2 separate regions of the Homo sapiens genome follow, and region 1 is linked to region 2. The links are chromatin contacts, found by Hi-C or POLR2A ChIA-PET in ENCODE. All regions are on one chromosome and are shown on one strand. The core of a region is the stretch at or near the end of the contact, and the rest is flanking DNA. Distances in the headings are between cores, read along the strand shown. Region 1 overlaps DOCK9 (dedicator of cytokinesis 9). Region 2 has its middle 20 kb from the start of DOCK9.

Region 1 (6,407 bases), core at 2,644-5,143, 110 kb before region 2:
TTCTCTTGAATTTTCCTTTACCAGGCAAATACATTAAAGTTTCCCTTAAAACTGGTCAAATTCGGTTTTCCCTTAAAAACATCACTTACCTCATCATAAAATTCTGGGTTTTGGTGATGGTGTAAAACTGCAGCAAAGGCGCTTCTTGTGAAAACTGGCCCACCAGGTCTGCCATAAATGCACTAAAATAAGAGTTACCAAAGGGAAACATCACGGTTCGATTAAGTAAGAAATTAAACTTGGATATATCGTAAAGGAGGAGGCATTCCTACGGCATAGACTTAGCATCGCCACCTCTGATGGGCCCCAGGCCTGTGAGCCCCGGACTGCTGGGTCCTGCCCACCTTCCAGCTTGCCTTGAAGCCCATCTGCCTGCTCCCCTTCCTGCCCTTCCAGGTCACAGCCCTGGATGATGCCTTGCTCACTGTTCCCTTTCACATTTCCATGCCTTTTCTTATGCAATTCTTCTGTCCAAATAACCTTCGCTTCTGCATGCATCAAGAAAACGCTCAAGCATTCTTCAAGAAATTGTCAACTCCTTCCATGTGTCCCCTCAGCATTTTTCTGTATTAATTTTCAGTTTTGTCCAAAACTTCATTTCATACCATCTGTCCACCAAGATCTTTTTCTCCACGACTGTTTTTCCCACTTGACTGAATTTCTTGAGGACAGATACTATATTTTATATATATATATATATATTTTTTTTTTTTTTTTTTTTTTTTGCATCTTTGTCTCCTTCTCCTCTTAGGAAGTCACTTTAACATAGTCACAGTAAAACAATTTGGGTTATGGAGCTAGACTGCCCGGGTTTGAATCTTGGTTCCACTAATGTTTTACCTTAGGCAAAAAATTCTGCACTACTCCCCTCACCTAAAACATATGGATAATAGGCCGGGTGGGGTGGCTCACGCCTGTAATCCCAGCATTTTGGGAGGCCAAGGTGGGCAGATCACACGGTCAGGAGATCGAGACCATCCTGGCTAACATGGTGAAACCCCGTCTCTACTAAAAATACAAAAAATTAGCGGGGTGTGGTGGCAGGCTCCTGTAGTCCCAGCTACTCGGGAGGCTGAGGCAGGAGAATGGCATGAACCTGGGAGGCAGTGCTTGCAGTGAGCCGAGATCACACCACTGCACTCCAGCCTGGGCGACAGAGCGAGACTCCATCTCAAAAAAAAAAAAAAAAAAAAAAAAAAGGATAATAATAATACTTAACTCAAAAGACTACTGAGAACCAAAAGAGTTAAACACACACTAGAGCAGTGCCTGGAGTACAAACAGCTTTCAATAAAAGTTACCTATAATCTACTGCTATTATTATTACTATACTGTAGTAAACATTTAATAAAATTATCAATTGTTGATCAGTTATTATTATTTCTATGATCAACATTATTCATATCCTAATTCTTAGCACCCACAGTATGAGCACTTGGCTCATAGGTGAACAGTAAGTGTTTGCTGAATTGAGTGTGTATAAGAAACTCTGATCCTTAAAAAGAATAAAAAACAGTCAATTAGGAGCCAGAACCTAAATATTCCATATTCGATAAGATTGAGTATATATGTTTATACATTGTAACATTATATATTTTTGATTTGTGTCAATTAAAATGTGCTAAACTGTTGTAGTTGTACGGTATCATGAAAGTGCATTTTGAAAATGGAAAAATCAGAATTCGTAGGTGAACATATATTAAAAAAAAACAAACCTTAAGGGGCTGAGAGTCTTCCTCATCTGAATCTTTGAATTCAATGCAAATCGCAATATTTCTAGCCTGCAGCAATAAACAAAACAGAATAAGAAAAAACAACAGAAAGTCAGACTATGTAAGTATTTATAAAAGAACATGGGACGCTGAATCTAAAGGGAGGGTTTGACATCAAGAATGAAACCTCCATCTTCACACTCACCTTGGCAAAAGACTTCTGACTGTCGTATTTCAAGTACTTAGGATAAACGTAAAGGTGATTGGTGTAGATGGTGTAAGGCTGAGTGTGTTTTGGTATGCAGGGCACAAATTCCTCCACTTCAAACGTGATGGGAGTTTTACTGCAGGTTTCAAATTGTTTTGTGGGAATGTATGATGAATTAACATAATCTGCAAAGATATTCAAAATAACTCAAACTGAAGTAAAACCCAAACTAATAAAAATTCTGTCTATTATGTAGAACTGACACTTACTAGGGAAGTCTGAGGAAACATTATCAATTGTAATGTCTAGATTGCCTAAAATCACTGGGAGCTTAGCCATCTTCTCAGGTCTGCAAACAAAAGAAGAGAAAAATTAAACATTCGTAAGTTAACTCTAAAACCGACACTCTAGAGCAGCACTTCCAAGAGAAATATAAAGCAAGCCATAAAGACAATTTTAAACATTCTAGTAGCCTCATGAAAAACAGCAAACAGGAACTGGTAACATTAATTTTAATAATATACTTCACTCAACCCAATAGGTCCAAAATATTACCATGTCAGTATTTAATCAGTATAAAAAATGTGTACTCTAAGTCTTTAAAACCAGATATGTATTACTGGTTTTATACTTAAAGCACATCTCAATTCAGACGTCCTGTATTTCACAGGACAGCCACACATGGCTAGTGGCTGCGCACTACACAGTACAGGTCTAGATAAAGAATATCAGCAAAACAGTTACAGCTCAAGTGTTCCTGAATCACTCCAGCCTCACCATAAATATTTGGCTCATTTAGAATCATCACCATTTGGGGGAGCTAAGCTATGAGGATGCAAAGGCAGTAGAATGATACAATGAACTTTGGCGACTTGTGGGAAAGGGTGGGAGTGGGGTGAGGGAAAAAAGACTACACATTGGGTACAGTGTACACTGCTCGGGTGATGGGTGCACCAAAATCACAGAAATCACCACTAAAGAACTTATTCATGTAAGCAAACACCACCTGTTCTCCAAAAACCTATTGAAATAAAAAATAAAATAAAACATACAATCATCACCATCAGGAACTAGAAATCATCTTAGGCTCCAGTGTCCAGCACAATGCTGGGTTCAGAGTCGAAGCTCACTGAAATTGTTGTATTAATATTTGTTCTGACTCAATCCAATATAGGAATCCCCTGTGACACTCCTGACAAGTGCTGCTACTGCCTCACCCTTCCTAGTGACAATGAGACTTCTGATTCAGCGGTTTTGACACTAGTCTGCTCTTGCTCATAGCATAGTGAAATTCACCTCCCTGAAACTTCTACTCACCAAGGGGTCTAGCGATGTTCCTCTATCTTTCAACCACCTATACTACACATTCTGAAGCCCTCTATTCTCAGCACTTTTGCACCTGCCCCAATGTCATTCTCTCCCAGAAGAACCTGCCATTTATATTACAGAGCCTGGAACTGCATACATCTGGCCAGTGTGGGTGCACAGCTGGGTGCACAGCCTCTGTCTGGTTTTCAACAATATACCTGTCTATTAACACAGCCTCAAAGCTATTACTTTTAGGTAGCCATACCATCCTAGTGACTCACAGGAAATTTACAGTCACCTAAAATTCCTACATCTTTTTTCACATGCTTATTTCTTTGTCCTTTATTTATATAATTATATTTTTGGACCTCAGAAGAGAATTTAATTTTTGTCTTGCTGAAATTTCATCGTATTGTGTTTGAGCTATTTCTAGTTTATCAAAGTCCTCCTAGATCCAGATTTTACCACCTACTGCATTAGATATTCCTAATAGCTTTATGTCATAAAAATATTTAATCAGCATGTTATAGTCTCATAAAAGTCATTGATAAAGATACTGCACAGTATATTGCCAAGAACAGGCTCCTTCCCAAGTCTCTGGAGGCCCATTTCCAGACTGACACTAGCTCATTCATCACCCTCCCTAGCATCTGGTTTTTCCAGCAGTTGAACAACTGCCCACTCACGTGTGCAGCGCTTCTTTGACTCATTCACAGGCTACCACAGCACCCACACGTGGTAAATACATTCTGCTGAAGCCTTTGCACTCCTCTACTACACAAGCTTAGCGGCGCAGTTACAAAGAGAGAAGAAATGCAGTTAGGATGACTAGTTCAACACGATATGACTTAGTCTTAGGAAACACAATGCCGCCTCACAGTCCTTCCTACGCCACCTGTTTCAGATCTCCTTTAGAACATTGCCAAAGATCACCAAAGCACAGGGACTGGCAGATTCAGCATTTGGTTTTGTTCCCATTTTTGAAAAGTTCCTACCTACAATTTTGCAGATTCTTTGGACATGACTGCTGACTATTAAGCAGCCTCACGTGTCACTCCTCAGTACATCTTGGAATATTTGTCACCTGAATTAGGACTTCCCTAAAATTTCTAAATTCCTGCATCCTTAAGACTAGAGACGATGTTGAGAAGATCCATCGTGGCCCATCGCCAGCTCTAAGCTGCTAAATCTCTTTCTCTCAGGGTCCCTCCCTCTCATTTCCACTTGTCTTCTGTTTACATCTGAGTTTAAATGAACAGTTCCTGAAAGAGGTAATGGTCAGGAAGGCAAGTCAATGATTTTTCACATGTTCCGCCTTCCGTTGAAAAGATGTCTGGCCAAGAGCTCTCCAGGTACAGCCAAGCACTCCCCTACAGTTTGCCCCTGTGCCTGCGGTGTGAGCTGCTTCACACACACAAGATCCTTTCCTGTTGGTGGGAGGAGGGGCAGCAGCCTCCCCTCAAGGGTCAGTCATTTCCTGAGAGCTTTTGACCCAGCATCTCCCAAGCTCTGGGCACTCCTACGATGATAGCTTGTGGAGCCTCTCTCAGCTTCACATAGAACTCTTCAGGGGCATCAACCTTCAGACAGGGGGTTTTATGAAGGTATCAATTTTCTTGACATACGGTGCCTTGCTCACCTCTTCAGTGGAGGAATTCAACACCACAACATATCACAAGACACTGCACTCCACAAAATTGTAGAGACACCTATGAAGTTGTATCTGCTTTGAGTTAGAAATACTCTGTTTATTACAAATTATACTTTTAAATATAAGTAAGTATGCAAGGGTAATGGATTTCACCCCCTCCTAATTATTTCCACCTATGAATGAACAGGCATCTTCATCACCATTTTTAAGATCACTCCAACATCCTCCACATATAAATTTTTGAGAGAGGTGGAACACAATTAAAATACGTTTCTAAGCAACATATTTTAATTAAATGATCTTCACTGGAAATCTTCCTATAGTGTATTGTGTCCTTCTGTGCCTAACTATAGTTATTTCTTATTCTATTTCCTCCCTCTGCTGAGAGATTTTACTTCTAGTTGCTGCTTCTGTAAAGACGTTCTTTCCATGTGTTTCCAAGCACATTTCTGAGTTTAGTTCCATATTATGTAGCACATGGGCTTTTAAAAGTTGTTTTTTTTTTTGCCAGCTTTAAGTTTTTAAAAACCCAATCTCAAACCCATTTCAAAAGTTTATGGTTTATGTTGAATCTGGTTTATTAGACATCAAACACTCACAGGCAATAAAGATTTTACTGCCTTTTTATGCACTTCCAAAGTGGTGGTTGTGTGCGTGTTACACAAACTGAATTCTTTCATGACTGAGAATAGTTTTGGTTTTTTTGCTTTGTTTTGCTAAAGAGTACCTATATTCTATGCAAAATTTATAAAATAATCCTTGAACATGAAAACTCATCTTAAAATTACACGAATTAAGTAAGCATGCAATACAGACACTTGCAGGATGCCTGGCCTCTGGGAACTGCTCCTGTCTCTGTGTGAATGTAGAAGTGAGGCTCAAACTCTCTCTTAGGAAAATTTTCCCTTCCCACTGCCCATCCATTTCTGCTGACTCAACAATTCCCACAGAGGAAATGGGAATGGTATCATCAACTAGCAGTCCTCCCATGCCAACAGATTTGGGGTCCTTATCTAAGTGTTTCTGCAGCCGGTCTTCCCTTCCTGACTTCCTGTATTGGCTCGTTAAAATGATTAGCTGGCAATACAGGTATGTTTGGACTGCTATTGGTGGTGAGTTTAATCTTCTAACTGTGTTTTGTGAAAGGAAATATTCCCTAAAAGCTTTGGTGTCACTTAAAAAAAAACAACTATATATGATTGAAAGAAATTTGAGATATTTTTGTTTCAACAAAAACCACTGAGTTTATGTCTAAGAAGAAAATTCAATAAGCATTTATCAAGTGCTTAGGATATGCTGCAATGTATGTACTCAGGACCATGGAGGAATGCAAACAAGACATAATTTCTTTCCTCAAGAAGCCAAAAGTCCAGTAGACACTGTAAGCTACTTACGGCATATGAGGGCAATCACTTTCACAGAGTATGTACAAACCTCTACCAGAAGGCAGAGTATCTAGATCTATCGAGAGGGAACACGGGATGAGATCAGTATTCATGGTGGGAGAAATCACCTTAATGCCTTTTGC
Region 2 (5,736 bases), core at 2,255-4,754:
TTTTTTTTTTTTTTTGAGACAGAGTCTCGCTCTGTCCCCCAGGCTGGAGTACAGTGGCGCGATCTCGGCTCACTGCAAGCTCCGCCCCCCGAGTTCACACCATTCTCCTGCCTCAGCCTCCCGAGTAGCTGGGACTACAGGCACCTGCCACCACGCCCGGCTAATTTTTTGTATTTTCAGTAGAGACGGGGTTTCAGCGTGTTAGCCAGGATGGTCTCGATCTCCTCACCTTGTGATCCGCCCGTCTAGGCCTCCCAAAGTGCTGGGATTACAGGTGTGAGCCACTGCGCCCGGCCGGAAGATACTTTTAAACATGGCTAGAAGGAGGAGTGAATTCTGAATAGTGGCTGAGTTAGTGCAAATTGAGGGGTGAGGAAATAGCATGTGCAAAGGCCCTGAAGCGCAGAATAGTTTGCCCTCTTTGAGCAGCTGAACAGTGGCCCATTCAGTGCAGTGGTCCAGGGGAGAACAGCACACGATGAGCCCAGTAGGGTAAGCACGGTGCAGATCATATTGGGCCTTGTTAGCCATGGCAGGCATATTGAGGATTGTGTATTTCAACCTGAGCTAAATGGAAAGCCACCAAAGGGCTTTAAATAGCAGATGGCATATGGACATATACGCACTGGGATGAGGTATAGGCCTTCAGATGCAAACAGAGATGACCACATATAGACAGGTGGTGGCTACAACAATGAAAGTGAATGTCATCACCTAAAAAGAGGATGCTGGCCAAGGATGGAGCCCTCAGTAATACAAGTGCTGCTCGTAATTACCACAACCCATCCTTCTCACTCACAGTGTCCACGGCACAAAGCAGAACACAACTAAGACAGCGGTCACACATCTTTTTCCAGATCCCGAGTAGTACTAACAGCAATTCATCACTAGCTGACTTATGTTATACCTTGTAAGCCATCTAGAGCTAAGATCAATACTAATATTATATAACTAACTCTTCACAAATGTATATTTCACATTCCAACTGGACTGTGCCTTACAGGTCCTTACATTACCCATATATTCCAATAATCTATTTCAAAATCAAAGAATTTCTGACCTGGAGGGGATAATCTAATCCAAGCTTGTCCAATCCACGGCCCAGGGCCATATGTGGCCCAGGATGGCTTTGAATGCAGCCCAACACAAATTCGTAAACTTTCACTTTCTTAAAACATTATGAGTTTTGCAATTTTTTAAAAGCTCATCAGCTATCACTAGTGTTAGTGTATTTTATGTGTGGCCCAGGACAATTCTTCTTCTTCCAGTGTGGCCCAGGGAAGCCAAAAGATTGGGCACTCCTGATCTAATCCTTTACCTTCCTTGGTTTTATTGTTTATATTTCTTATTATAATAACTTGGAAGTAAGTTGCTCTGCCAATGGTAAAGCAAACAGCATAGTTTTACCCCAAAAATGCGGATCTTCTGAAATCCAAAGAAACTCCTTGCATACTAAGTCCAATCGGTACTCATTCCTCAGCTGGCATAACAGAAAGAAGACAAGAAAAGACATGTGCTCCCCTCTCACAACCTGAATGGGAAAGGAGTATTGGGAGATGTGCTGACTATCCAGGGTTTCTACAAGAGGACAGTGGAAAAGAGGGAAAAGAGGGCTTCTCGAATGTGTAGTCAATGTGTGCAGCAGACACTCACAGCGCACTTACCCTAGAACACGCCGCTTCGCAGGGCACCTGTGTCTGCTGCCTGCAGGCCCACACGTCTCAGGAACTAAAGCGAACACTGTAAAATCACTGAGCTGTGGCCCTCTGTGGATCACCTCACTTTCCTCTGGTTATTCAGGCAGGGTTCGCCCACCCCACGCCCAGAGGCAAACAATAAGAAAACTTGGAGTAAAAAAGAACTTACCAATTCAGCTCAAATTTCTAACTAAAGCCTTTTATTTGACCAGCTCAGTCCTGCTGAGCCCCGCACCTCAGAGTTGCTTTGCCTAAACATCTGTAAAGAAGACCTCTCTCAAGGGCATGACAGTAAGTCTCCTGGCTGACCACTAGATTCCTATTTGCCACATGTGAAAGAAGAGCAGACCAGTAGCGATGTGAAATGAGGTTTGTCTTCAAAACCACCCACTCTTTTGATATCCTTTGTTGGTCTCTCAACACTTCCTTCCCTCACTCCATCCACATCAGACTATTTCCAGGGATTGCCATGGGCAGCCTTCACTGTTCTTTGTGGGAATTATTTTCCTGTCTCTGTGCATTGCTGGCTTGCAATTCCAGCCCTGGCTGGTCAGGAATACTCCAGTCACCCCCTGACTTTGTGCATCTTTGTTATACAATAGAAAACATTTCCATGTGGGGATTCTGGGAGAATAACTGAGAAGCATGCTGCTTTCCAGCCCCGTAGCTAACGAGAGGTCTGTTCTGCCAAAGTGTGGCACTGGCCCAGCCCCACCCTTGACCAACACAGCAGATTCTCCTAAGTCCCCAGGATCATCTCTGTAAAAGCCCTGAGGATTTTCTCAGACTAGGGCTGAGGCCATTCTGCTCTTCCAAGATTTGCTGCAAACCACAGAAACATCTCCAGGGTGATGGTGAGGGTGTCATGCATGTGACACCTGCCATTCTCCTCAGCTTTTCCTCTGTACTTGGTGGACCTCTGTGAATGAGTCACAGATGAGAACAGCTGAGGTGGGGCCGGGATAGACAGTGGAGCCTTGGGGCAAGGGTGATGGCAGCTGGCAGGCATGCATCATCAGAGAAGCCAGACAGGGCAGCAAGGTCCGGGCACCCAGACACCCACAGCGCACATGTCTCAATTCACTAAATGAAGTGGAAGCCCCTGAAGGTAGGACCCACCCTACCCTCAAGATGCAAACTCTGCTCACCCTCTGGGTATCCACTAAGACTGATTATTTGTCTAGGCATAGAGACAAATGGGAAACACCTGGCACCAATTATGTGTGGAGCACTCGAAAATCCTTTTTAACCTCGGATGCACTTACAGCACTCATGGCCTTGGTTTCCATCTGAATGATCCGGGCAGAGTCTCACACCAAGCTTCCAAAACCCTTTTAAGAATTTCCGAACCAAGAGACTTGGTGAAATCCATGAATGAGGAAGTCTTGTGGTACAGGAAGCATGGTCCAGGTCAGCCCCTACCCTACCCACCTGGCCTCTTCCAATCCATCACCCACCCAGGCACAGAGGAGCAACATTCTCAAATGGGGCTGAGATTAGGCTGCATGGCCCCTAATCGTCCAACTGCTAAAGTCTAGGCACAGACTCGTTGGGACCCCTCATCTCACCCTCCAATGATTACCATATAGTCATGGAGAGAGGCGAAGGCACAGACAATCCAAGGCCTTCCAGATTTCCCTGTGGGTCTGAGCAACCAGGCTCATCTTCCTAATGGTGTTTCACTTTGGGCTACTGTCAAAATTAGTTTGCAACCCCAAACTCACAATAAGTGGGTGGTGGAGGAAGCCAACCATAGTGTCCTTGGGGCTGGAGAAAGGGAAGCAAGCTCGGATCACACTTTTGCTACGTGAATCACCTAACCACAGATAACAGGGTGACAGGAAGTCAATGATTTGTATCATCTCCCCCTTTGACTCTTGAGATAAAAAGACCTAACCCAAACTTCAGAGAGTCACTGGCAATGGAGGCTAAGACACTGCAGATGTGGGGAATAAAAGCCCAGTGTGGCGATTCCCTGAGTTCCTTGAATAGTCTTTCCAACTAATTAATCTTCTTGTTCACATGTTCAGAGGGTGAGTGTGTGACCTGGAACACAGGTCATAGGAGCAGCTTATGAACAGATGTGTGCACGCATGCACGCGCACACACACACACACACACACACACACTCTCTCTCTCTCTCTCTCTGGAAGGTGACTAATGAGAGGATACCAAAACAACCCTTCTTTTAACAAGAAAAGCAAAAATAGTTTTAAATTGGCTTTTAAAATCTCATTTCCTAATAGAAGGATTTCTTGAATGATGATTTCCCTTGCTTGTTTCCAGATCATCTGGCCTTCTCCTGAATTCTCCAGTTGCCTGATTTGAGCCAAGTCCTGCGTGTCTGGGGTTGCAGGACAGACAACATAAACAGTACTAAAACTTATCCTCAGTGTTTCTTTCTTTTCATGTTTCTTTTTTAACAGAAAGAGGGCGATTCAAAAATTATAAAAATGGAAAAGGGTTTAAATTACTGATGCACAGAGAGGTTGTTTTTAAAATTAAGACCATTCCTGCATACTTTGCCTTTGGATGGTGTCCAGCATTTTTCAGATAAACATGCATCTGCACAAACTATCAGCGTTTCCACTTGTTTTACAAAACTGGTCACAAAGAGTATGATTTGGACAGAAGCCTGTATCCTTCTGTAACACAACAGCCCAGTCCAAAAGGTGGTTGAATGCTAAGGGTGAAAAGTGAAAACGGAAATTCAGTATCAAATCTCTTGCACCAAAGTTCCCAGGCACCATGACCACTCCCTGCCTTGTTATTTGGCAAAGAACTGGTTAAAAAAAGAAAAAAAGAAGAAGAAGAAAGCAACAATAAGACGATATACACTTTTGGGGAGTAGCTAAAATGTTTAGGGCTCTGCCTGCCTTAATACTCAACCTACCTGACCCCCTAAATCAGTTTGGTAAAAGCAAGATGACCTGATCTGATTCTGGGATCTGGGAGAAAATACACGCAGAAGGGGCTCCTATCACCAACTCTCATTATAAATATGCCACAATCCTTTTCACAGCCCTTCTCTGAGTCTTCTCCTGCCCTGATGTGTCCTTCTGAAGATGCAACACTCAGTTCTGAACAGAATGCAGAACCCCAGCAGGTCATGCATCTGAATGAGAAAGCAGTATCTTCCTGTCCTCTCTTCACAAGGCCCCAGGATGTTAGGACCAGCAATGCAATCTGCTGATGTTTTCAGCTCCTTTCAAAGCAAGGTGCTAGATTCCCAAACTTCTCCTCCTGAGGGCTTGCTTGGCAGAGTAGCTTAGTAGAGGGTGGCTTGCAGGTGGCAAGATACAGCACGGTAGGACACCATTAAAAATCTCATGCCCTCCACAGTTAAACATTTGAAATTTGCTCAAGAAAACTGTCACATACTTGAAAAAAGAAAGAAGAAAAATGAGGTAAAATCATTCTCCTCACTCGAAATAAAAATTGAAACTCATGCACAGAGATGGGCTGGCATACAGACTCCATTTGTTCTGCAGCTTGGAAATGAATGACAAAATGCCCCCAAACCTTCCATATTCACCTCCAGTGCCACCCTCAGTTAACAACTCCCCTCCAAAATGCAAATACCCTTTAGCAGATACAAGTCTATTAGCTATTTTTACCATAGTGTGATTTTTTACAATCAGATAAGAACGTAACATCTAGCTGAGGTCATTCACATGCAGAAACTGTTAAGTTCTGGCAGTGAAAAAAGATGAGTGGCAGTGGAGCTCAGGAGCACCTAGGGTGGGAGGGCAAGGCTCTGCAGTTTGGGGTTCCAGAGGCCAAGGCGCAACAGCAGAAGAGAGGACAAAAAAGGACAAGAAGGGGCTTCTGTGCATTTCCCCAAATACACCCTTACCCTGGTGGCGTCAGCACTTACCTCTCAGCAAGGAAAGGCCTTCAGCCTGAGCTGTGAAAGATGAAGACTAAACAATGATTCTAAGGTTCTCTTCTCCACTCCCATCTACCGAACTCACTTCGCAAGTAGTAAAGGGATAATTATTTAAATATACTGCCTTACATTTACTTGCTGGTACGAAAC

The links. A loop is a pair of places that touch in the nucleus more often than their neighbours do. ChIA-PET counts read pairs that join two places held with the same protein, here RNA polymerase II (POLR2A). Pooled maps may share reads with other maps.
Region 1: a loop to region 2 is called in a pooled map, with 3 times the contacts of the local background. The contact joins two enhancer-like sites. A Hi-C loop is called at or near these places in 3 of 50 pooled maps. POLR2A ChIA-PET finds 5 or more read pairs at or near these places in 5 of 52 experiments (GM12878, H1, MCF 10A and 2 more).

Annotation. Positions count from the first base shown.
Region 1 is chr13:98,886,443-98,892,849 of GRCh38, forward strand. It overlaps DOCK9 (dedicator of cytokinesis 9), which reads right to left. Exons shown (of 53, transcript NM_001366683.2): 16 at 2,190-2,269; 17 at 1,918-2,105; 18 at 1,716-1,781; 19 at 90-182. Among named protein-coding and RNA genes, the nearest start is that of DOCK9-AS1, 58 kb to the left of the region's middle. Within about 2 kb of position 3,894, at least 5 of the 41 ENCODE cell types and tissues checked have a DNase peak (open chromatin) inside an H3K27ac peak, as active enhancers do.
Region 2 is chr13:98,995,492-99,001,227 of GRCh38, forward strand. It overlaps a transcript of DOCK9 not described here. Among named protein-coding and RNA genes, the nearest start is that of DOCK9, 20 kb to the left of the region's middle. Within about 2 kb of position 3,505, at least 4 of the 41 ENCODE cell types and tissues checked have a DNase peak (open chromatin) inside an H3K27ac peak, as active enhancers do.